Linked DNA regions of Homo sapiens: region 2 is linked to region 1. The links are chromatin contacts, found by Hi-C or POLR2A ChIA-PET in ENCODE. All regions are on one chromosome and are shown on one strand. The core of a region is the stretch at or near the end of the contact, and the rest is flanking DNA. Distances in the headings are between cores, read along the strand shown.

Region 1 (4,953 bases), core at 1,026-3,525:
GCTGCCCGGGCTGGAACAGCCATCTCTGCCCACTGAGGGCATCCCTCACTGCCTCTCTGGGGTCCAGAGAGTGGGATGAAGTTTCTCCAAGTCACCCGGAGAGTCTCACCACATCCCTGGCCTCACTTCTGTTTGCTCATCCTCAGGTGTCTGCGCCTGGTCCCTCTCCTTCTCCCTCTCGCCCTGGGCTTCCTATCTCTAAGGGTCCTCTGTGGTTGGAGGCCTCCACTGGGCAAGGGTTTCTGTCCCTCTGTGGAAGGCCTGATGTTCCTTTCACCTTGCCACTGAGAGATTCGTGCAAGAATTCTGGAAACGTCTGAGAGGAAGAAAGATTCTGGTTTGCTCCATTGTAAGGAAGAACCCCAGGAGTGAGGCCAAGAGGTTACAACTTCAACTAGCATCTTCCTTAAAATCCCCTGCACTCCTCTTCCCCGTTGTGTCTTCCAGCTTTCTCTCTGCCTCACCTCCAATGCCACACCTTTTAGGGGCGTGGCAGTCTCTTCAAAATAGAGGCTTGTGGACAAAGGCATGCCTGGTTTGCAAACCTAGGAATGCTCGTTGCTAGCTTTGCAACCTTATTGAATTCTTACCTCGGAGCCTCAATTTGCCCACCCATCAAATAAGAGCAAACCCCCCTTGAACCTCACACACTGGTGGCTCAGAAGTGCTGCAGAAAACACTCAGCTGTCAACGACAGCGGGGCTGGCGAGTGGCTGCCAGGGACCACATGCTCCTCCTGCCAGACGCCTCCAGCCGTCGGCTGTCCAAATGGGTGTCTGCAGAGCAGCCCGGCTGGCCGTGTTCTGGTCAAGGAAGAGAAAGGCTGAGTTAATTAAATCAACAGCTAACAGTGCAGGTTACCCACAAAAGTGAACTTTAGTGCCCCTAAAACCACTGACCAAAGGAGGGCTGGGAAAAAAAAAAGAAACCACAGTTGGAGTAAAATGGAAAAAGAAATCAGCAGCTCTCCATCACTTCAGCTGGCCACAGGTATCAGAATATTAATTGGTCTTTGACTCGATTTGGCTGTGGGAGTCAGGGCAGGCTGTGGCTTCGGGGAGCCTGACAGCACCATGGGGCCAGCGCAGGGCAGGCTGGGAGCTCACTGGCCACAGGGGAGGGGAGGGGAGAGGGGCGGGGGCCTGGGGCCTGGGAGGACGCACTTGTGAGCAGGGGGGTGGGCGGGTGTGAGTGTGGAAGTGGGTGTGGGCGCCCTGCGGGTGTGAGGCATGAGAGGCACGTGTGAGTGTGGTGAGCTGGCCGGGCCACACGCAGCGTCACTTGAAAAGAGCCCAAACCGTGCTGGGTGCAGAAAAGCTCTCCAGGCATGCTGGCTGTTGTTCTCATCTGGTTCTCACAACAGCTCCAGCAAGAAGGAGGCAATTCCGTGAAGGAGGCGGTGGAGGCTGGCAGATAGGGCTTGCCAGGTCTCTCCCGAGAGCTCCCGCCGCAGCTGCAGCAATCACGACACAGATCATGATATGGTTAGTTCATATTTAGGAAGTGACTGGTGGGACTTGAGCCCACTGCCAGGCACGGAGGAGGCACCGGAAGCATTTGGGTTGAATTTGCTCAGACTCTGAATCTGTGCTCTGGACAGGCACCTGTGCCCGGCCCAGGCCCTGCACTCTTTTCCAGTGGCTTCTCAGGGGTCGGCCTGCAGCAGCCAGGGGTGGGTATCCATGCCGTGGCGGAGAGATCAGAGTTGCACTGTGGGGAGTGGCTTTCTTTTGCCTGCAGCTGCTGCTTGGTGTTCTCTGCCGCTCACGGCCTATGAGCACAGAGATTGTGTCCTGCTCTTCCGCCTGCTGCCCACCCATTACATGTGCCCATGGAACATAAGAAGAGCAAGTCATCTATCTGAGGGGCATACCCGCTGCTGGGGACAGGTTCAGTGGAGCTCATGAGTGGTGTGGAGGGGCAGCAAGTGCCCAGCAGACCCTCAGGAGCACCTGGATGCACTTTGAGTTTGGGGGAGTCGGGAGGATGCAGTCTCTTTGCAGCAGTGCCCCCCATGCCTGGACAGAGGCCTTCAACCAAGGAAGGTCTGCTCAACTCCCCAGCCCTCTTTATTGATTTTGGGACACTGTGGGCAAGAAGGGCTCTTAGATCACTTGTCTGGCCCTTCAGTTCATAAAGGAAGTGATGAGGCACAGAGAGGGGAAGGGACTTGCTTGAGGTCACAGAGCAAGTCAGAACGCAGGGCTCCAGGTTTCCAGCTCCAGGCCTCTCAGACTTCCGTGCTTCCAGGGGCCATGTCGGTGACATTAAAACCATAGTGCAAGTGACAATGTGGCAACTGACGTTGGCTTCAGTGTCAGGAAGGCAAGAGGGAGAGTCCTTGTCTGATCCCAGGGAGGGGGGGCTGCCACCCAGCAGGAAGGTGGGCTTTATTCCACCAGAGCTTCTGCTTTTTCCAGCAAAGTTGGAAATCGGGGTTTTCATGTGATGTGAAGTTTTACAATTGTTAAATGTTGACAAAGCTAAAACAAAAAAAAATTCAAAAGCATGGTGACATGCAAAGCAAAATGACTCATTTGACACCTGTGGGTTACAAGTTTGCCACCTTGGGACTGTCTTTCTGTGGGGCTTGGTGGGTGGAATTGTGGGAGGAGGCGAAAGGCCTAGATGCTGCCAAGAGGATCTGAGCTTTGAGACACTGTTGTCTGATTATATTCATTCATTCATTCATTCATTCATTCATTCATTCATTCACCCTCTGGTCTGGGCTTTGCAGTCTCTCTTCCTTGTTTCAGGGGGTCTGCCTTCCCGTTGGCAAAATAACCTTGTTCTGAGATTCCCAACATCCCAGCAGCCAGACTACGGGCAATGAAGGATTTCCAGGGAACATGGGAACCTGCTGGTATCTCTCCTTGCATTTTTCTGGATAAGGTTTAAGGGCTTTCTTGGTGCGGTGGAGAGTGAAGCTGAGCTGCAGAGCCCACTCTAGACAGACCTAACCCCTAGTCCTGGTCCCATTCCTACCCTGGGGATTAAAATTTGGGATTGGCAGATCAGGTTTGGATCCAGGTTCTGCCACTAACAAGCTGTGTGACCTTAAACCAGTGACTACCCCTCTCTGAGCCTCGGAAAGAAGACCCTGCAGATGCCTGGCCCAAGTCCCCTCAGCCTTCACTTTTTCCCATTTGGTGCTGCTTACTGCACACGCCATGACTGTTTGCCCGAGGGCATTTCCTCTCTGTGTGAGTGAAATCGAAGCTGAAGGGCTTTGAGCCCTGGAACATATGCATCCGCTGAAGCAGCCCTCGGGCAGTAAGGCCTGAAGGCAGACAAATATCCCAGCCTCCTGTCCCCTCAGTTGGGATGATCCTGGGGCATATTCCACGCCATCTCCCAGCAAGCCCCAACCACTTTGGTTGCCCGCAGTGGTCATTTGTTTAATGACTCAGCCTTTTATGTCTTTCTTCCCTTCCCTGTCTCATTTCTCCTCTTCCTTACCGGTATTTCCTGGTATCATCTCTGAAATGCACTACTCACAGGGAACTGAGCCCTCACCTAAGGGCTGCTTCTGGGGGACACCATACTAAGAACCTCAGTTTATGCAGCTGTCAAATGGGTCCACTTACCATCAGCATAGCTTCAGAATTGCTGTGAGGGTAAACAACTTACTGCATATGTAAAATGCCTGGGAGCTGCCTGGTACCCTGCTAGCCTTTCCTCAATGGGTGGTAGGTTTTTTTATTTTTTATTTTATTTTTATTTTTATTTTTTAGACAGATTCTCACTCTTGTCGCCCAGGCTGGAGTGCATTGGCAACATCTCGGTGCACTGCAACCTCCGTCTCGCAGGTTCAAGTGATTCTCCTGCCTCAGCCTCCTGAGTAGCTAGGATTACAGGTGCCCACTACCATGCATGGCTAATTTTTTGTACTTTTAGTAGAGACGGGGTTTCACAATTTTGGCCAGGCTGGTCTTGACTCCTGACCTCAGGTGATCCGCCCACCTCGGCCTCCCAAAGTGCTGGGATTACAGGCATGAGCCACCGGGCCTGGCCAGGTGGTAGGTTTTATTGTTGTTGATGAAGGTGTTGTGACATTGGGCTGACCCCCAGGTCCCAATTTCAGGTCCTTTAGGGCAGTTTCGATGTGGGGGCCTGGCTGCTGCAGGAGGGCCTCAGGGGCTGGCTTGTGCACTGAGGGTGAAAGAGGCAGGAAAGACAGTGGCCTCTGTGGTGGGGACAGAGGGGATAGTGGGGTCTGGGTAGCAAGAGGGTTGGGCCCCCAGGGGAGCGCATTGGCACTACCCCTGCCCCCAGACCTCAGAGTTGTTATTGAAAATGGTGCTAATGGGGCCAAGCCCAGCTGTCACCATCAAGGGAGTGGGCACCACAAGGGAAGGGGGCAGAGGATGAAGGGGACCCTGTAGCCTGGTATGCCCCATGGCCACCTCATGTTTTAGGAGTTGCCTGAACTGAGTCTCCAGCAGGGGCAGGGTTTAAGAGAGACAGAGTCTGCTGAACTCAGAACAGAAGACTTCTGGGGTGGTGGTGCAAAGGCCTGGCTGTCTCCCTGGAAGAGCACATGCGAGATCTTTAACCTGCCCAGATTCTGGGGAGGCCACAGAGGTCAAGATCCCAGTAGGTTCTTGAGCCAGAACCTTGGTCAAGACACTCCCCACCTCCCGCCCCCTAATCAGTTTCCTCATCTTTAAAATGGAACTAAAAAGAATCCCACTGACTTCCTAGGCTTGTTTTGAAGTGTCCATAAAATAAAATTGAGCCAGAGAAGCATGTGCAAGCTCCTTCCCTGGGAAAGATCATGGCCTCCCTTCTCTGCCCAGGCCCTGAGCTTGTCCCTGTCTATGCCTCTGACCTTCTGCCTGCCTGGCCTGGAGGGTGGAGGTGCTGCACCTACATTTTCTTCCGACTTACCTGCCTTTGGCTGCAAACCTCACACAAACTCAGGGGGCCTGTGGTTGCAGCAGAATCTTTACG
Region 2 (4,714 bases), core at 613-3,112, 35 kb before region 1:
TGGCTGGCATCGTTCTCTGCTCAATTTTCACAGTTCCTTAGGGCTGAGAATGGACAGTCCTTTGCAGTACCAGCCAACGGACAGCAGAGGGCGCCAACTCAATGGTCAGGGATCCTGGAAGGAGGAAGTAGTTGGTCTGGAGTTTGCACAGGATGGTTGGTGGCTACCAAAGATTTCCCTTTCATAATAACCGGTGACAGCTGGTGTGTATCCATGTAGATTCATTGAACGAAGATTGACTATGGCTACTCTGCTGAGCATTGTTCTAGGTTTCAGGGAAACAGGGAATAATATAGGTCAGCAATGGCAAATGGCTTTTATATTTTTAAAAAATCAATTAATTAATTTTAATAACTTTTATCTTGAAGGTTTGCTTGCATTGGAGAACTATGCTTGGAAATTAGCGTTAAGAAAATTCTGAGGCTGCTTCCTGGCTCAGGGAGATAGGATAATGTGATTGATTAATCATGTCTGTCAGGGGGAGGTTGAGGAGGGGGCAGTGTGAGTGTCACTTCTCTAATGCAACCTTATTATGGGACAAGTGGGTAAATAAAGATGCAGAGATAGCAAGTTTATTTATATAGGGTCATGCTACTGGTAAGTGTTGGAGTTAGGACAATTGTGCAGTTTTCTAGTCATGTCTTTGGGCCTGAAGGAATGCATCTCCAGGCCTGCAGGGACTCTCTGGACAATGGTGCCATCACCAATGACCATTTTGGTAACCAGAATGCTTCCTGGTGGGGGAGGGCCTTTGATGTGGAGCCAACTGGGGTGGTGCTATGGTTTTGGGTGCTATGAAGGCCAAGCTGGTGGCCAGTGGGGGCAGGCTAGGCCATTCCAGAACCCAGAACCCATAGTTGGGACCAAACAGCTCAAAGCCAAGCAGTGGCAGAATTCAGGCTTGTCCCAGGCCACTGGACTGGGGAGTCCACGTTCGTTTTATGACCTCCACCCCACTTTGTGAGTTCCCACTGGCTTTGGATGGAGAAAGATGCGCTATGCCAGGCCCTGTGTGGGGACAGGGAGGTGCCTGAGCTAGAGTTCCTGTGTAAGGCATTTCCTGCCTATTGATGGGGACAGGTGTGGGGACAGCTTAACCCACACAAGGCAGAAGGGAGAGCTCCGCAGGACACCAGCAGAAAGGGGGAGATGGGAGGGGCAGTTACTTCTCTCTGGGGATGCCTGGGGAGGTGTCATGAAGGAAGTGCCTAAATATTTTTCTCTCATTACAAAAATAACTGTGTTTACTGCAGACAACTTTTTTTCAGAAAAAAAAATAAAATGATAAAAAGCCTCGAATCGATGTCATTACACAGAGACAGTGACTGATAGTATCTTTTTTTTCTTTTTTTGAGACATTGTCTTGCTCTGTCGCCCAGGCTGGAGTGCAGTGGTGTGACCTCAGCTCACTGCCACCTCCACCTCCCTGGTTAAAGCGATTCTCCTGCCTCAGCCTCCAGAGTAGCTGGGACTACAGGCGTGTGCCACCACACCCAGCTAATTTTTATATTTTTAGTAGAGACAGGGTTTCACCATGTTGACCAGGCTGGTCTTTAATTCCTGATCTCAGGTGATCCATCTGCCTCAGTTTCCCAAAGTACTGGGATTACAGGTGTGAGTCACTGTGCCCCACCAGTATCTTAATCATTTATTTACACATAACCACAATGATATCAGGTTGCATATATTTTTGAATTTTCTTTATTACTTAATGTAGTGGCTCTCAAAGTGTGACCCTTGACAGCAACATCCGTATCACCCGGGAGCTTGTCAGAAGTGCAAATTCTTGCTTTCCCTCTCAACCCCAAACCTCAGAGACTCTGGGGGTGGGGTCCAGTGGTCTGTGTTTTAACAAACCCTCCAGATTGTTCTGCTGCTCTGCAAATTCGTGAACCACTGACTTAGTGTATTATAAACAACTTCCCACTCTCTGACTGTCTTATGTTTAATGTGTGATCTTTTGTTGTACTGACCTGATGAATTCTGCTAAAGCAATGCTGTGGTGAACATCTTGGGTGCACGTATGTCCCTGTGCACACCGGGGCTTGTTTTGTGAGGTGCCCTTTGAGCTGAGCTAGTGACAGGAGGCAGGGGGTGGCTGCATGCAGAGAGAGGAGGGGAAGAGGCTGTGACCGCAGCTGTCTCTGACCTGGGACTGCGTGCAGACAGGAGGGACCAGAGCTCTTCTTCCCCATCACGCCCTCCCTGGAGTGGCTCTGGCAGAGCAGGAAGCAGGTGGTGAATGTGTCAACAGCAACTAGAAGCGACTTGGGCTAAAGGAGTCCAGATCTCTCGAGGCCGATGGTCAGTGCTGTCTGGTCAGCAAAGGGGAAGCTGCACTCTGCCAGGAGAAGACAGAGAAGAAAGAAGCAGCCAAAAACACGCTGCGGTGCCTTGTCCCTGCTGGCCTCAGCTTTGGTTTGTGATTGTTTTCTTGTATTTCTCCCTGCTTCCCCTCGCCTTGTGTATGGAGAAAAGATGGACTCTTTGGTCTGAGAATGCTCAACTCTGTGAGCCTTGATGTGAAATGCTGTCATTAATCCACCAGCTTTTGTCCTGTTTCCTGACATAGGCACCAGATTTCAAATTTGGGTCTCCATAGGTCCTCCCTGGACCCGTCAATTTCAGTGGCTCTACCCCAAAACACCCCAGCCCAGCCCCTTCAGAGAAGTCTCAAGACCTTGCTATCACTTTTTCTCTTGGCTCAGCTCCTGGGATTAGGCACGTGCAGATAGATCATTGTGGAAATGAGGGGGCAGCTCCCACCAGCTCACTAATTGGGATGATGAGTGAATAGGCAAGGAATGATCATGTGCTGAGGCCAACCGCTCTGCCCACTCAACCCCAATGGAGGGGAAGAGGCCGATGTTCTTACAGCCAGGAGCCAGTCTTAGCTGAGCCCAGGGCACTGCAGAGGGGCTGCACTTTTGGGTGGGAACTGCCCTGAAGCCCAAGGTGAAGCCAGCCCCTGCCTGTGACTGGGAAGAGCTGGCTGGGGCCCTGCTCAGGTGCAGCCCAGACTTGGGCACTGCTCCTGCCAGTCCACGGCTCAGCAACTTGCTGGGGCTCCACAGGCCCATTAAAGTGCTCACCTGGGGTGGAAGCCCACCTTTCTATGGCCCCAGATCTCTTCAGCTGTATCCCTTAGAAGAGTGCCTGATAAATATTGGTACAACGAATGAATGAATGAAGATGTCCCCCTCCAGCTAGGCAGCTAGATCTTGTATTACCCTTGAAATGCAGGTTATGTGTTTCTGCCACCTTCTTCTCTACTTATCCAAATTCTGCTAGTGCCTCAGCGCCTGGTCTACAGTACGTACTCAGTGTATGTGTGTTGATGTCCTCCTGTGGCTATGTGGCTCCGTGTCTACCTGTGCCCTGAGCTGTGTGTGTGTGTGTGTGTGTGTGTGTGTGTGTGTGTGTTGGAGTTGGGGTTTCTCTGTACTCCCTACAGAGCCCAGAGTTGTGCCAGGCTCAAACCAGGTCCAGACAAGGCAGCAGGAGAGTGACAGTCCTGCCACAGCCCACTCCTGATAGGGCTGAAGCAGTCTGTAAGTCCCAGATCCCTCCCCATTTGAGTTGGGAAGAGAATGTTCTTTGTTGGGTTGTCCACATTTATCACCAAATTTTACTCACCCTGATTCCAGAAAGGATGATGATGTGCTGATGCTAGAAACAGTGATTCAAGGCTAGAAGAACAAGAGCAGGAAATGGAACCAGGATGGTGGTACCAGAAAATCGGGCTGTGCCCAAACGTGTCTCTGAGCTGCTCCTTCACCAAGAGACCCACAGGATCACTGGCTTTTGGGTTTGGACAGGTACCTTCATGGTCCCCTGTGGAGCATGTGACAGAGGACATAGCCTATCGTTGAACCACAGGAACCAGATTCCAAGCCCAGCTCTTCTCTTTGTAGAACCTTGGACACATTTCCTTAAATTTGGGAAAAATCTCAAGCCATTATGTCTTAACATTTCTTTCCTGTCCCACTCTCGCTCACCTCTCCTTCTGAGACTCCAATCACACATACGTTAGACATTGTGATCTTGTCCCAAAGGTTCCTGAGGCTCTGTTCACCTTTCTTCAATTTTTGTTTGTCTCTTGGTTCTTCACATTGGGTAATTTCCATTGATTTGCCTTCAGGTTCACTGACCCTTTCTTCTTCCATCTCCAATCTGCTTGTTAAGCCCATCTAGTGATTTATTTATTATTTATTTATTTATTTTTTGAGACAGCGTTTCACTACCATTGCCCAGGCTGGAGCGCAGTGGTGCGATCTCCGCTTACTGCAACCTCCGCCTCCTGGGCTCAAGCTATTCTCCTGCCTTGGCCTCCCGAGTAGCTGGGACTACAGGCGCACATCACTGTGCCCAGCTAATTTTTGTGTGTGTTTTTTGTAGAAATAAGGTTTCACCATGTTGCCCAGGCTGGCCTTGAACTCCTGAGCTCAAGTGATCCGCCTGCCTCAGCCTCCCAAAGTGCTGGGATTATAGGCATGAGGCTCTGTGCCCAGCCTAGTGAATTTTTAAATTTTACTCATTGTATTTTTCAGTTCCAGGACGCTCATGTGGTTCTGTTAAAAATAGTTTCCATTTCTCTGCTGAGATGGGGTTGCATTTTCCTATTTTTGCATGTGTTACTTTTTGCCTGTAAACCATGCATGACTCATTGTAAAGATTCTGGATTCTCTTATCTTTCTCTGAAGGTTGTTGATTT

Evidence for each region. Hi-C counts contacts between places; a loop is a spot of excess contacts on that map. ChIA-PET counts read pairs that join two places held with the same protein, here RNA polymerase II (POLR2A). Pooled maps may share reads with other maps.
Region 2: a loop to region 1 is called in a map of natural killer cell, with 6 times the contacts of the local background. The contact joins two enhancer-like sites. A Hi-C loop is called at or near these places in 3 of 168 maps with a recorded cell type or tissue (CD8-positive, alpha-beta T cell and natural killer cell), 7 of 37 single-sample maps with no recorded cell type and 6 of 50 pooled maps. POLR2A ChIA-PET finds 5 or more read pairs at or near these places in 6 of 52 experiments (B cell, CD8-positive, alpha-beta T cell, CD8-positive, alpha-beta memory T cell and 3 more).

The regions. Positions count from the first base shown.
Region 1 is chr1:25,062,318-25,067,270 of GRCh38, reverse strand. No RefSeq gene overlaps it. Among named protein-coding and RNA genes, the nearest start is that of LINC02793, 24 kb to the right of the region's middle. Within about 2 kb of position 2,275, at least 2 of the 41 ENCODE cell types and tissues checked have a DNase peak (open chromatin) inside an H3K27ac peak, as active enhancers do; they include CD8-positive, alpha-beta T cell and natural killer cell, where a contact is called at or near this core.
Region 2 is chr1:25,096,984-25,101,697 of GRCh38, reverse strand. No RefSeq gene overlaps it. Among named protein-coding and RNA genes, the nearest start is that of LINC02793, 58 kb to the right of the region's middle. Within about 2 kb of position 1,862, at least 4 of the 41 ENCODE cell types and tissues checked have a DNase peak (open chromatin) inside an H3K27ac peak, as active enhancers do; they include CD8-positive, alpha-beta T cell and natural killer cell, where a contact is called at or near this core.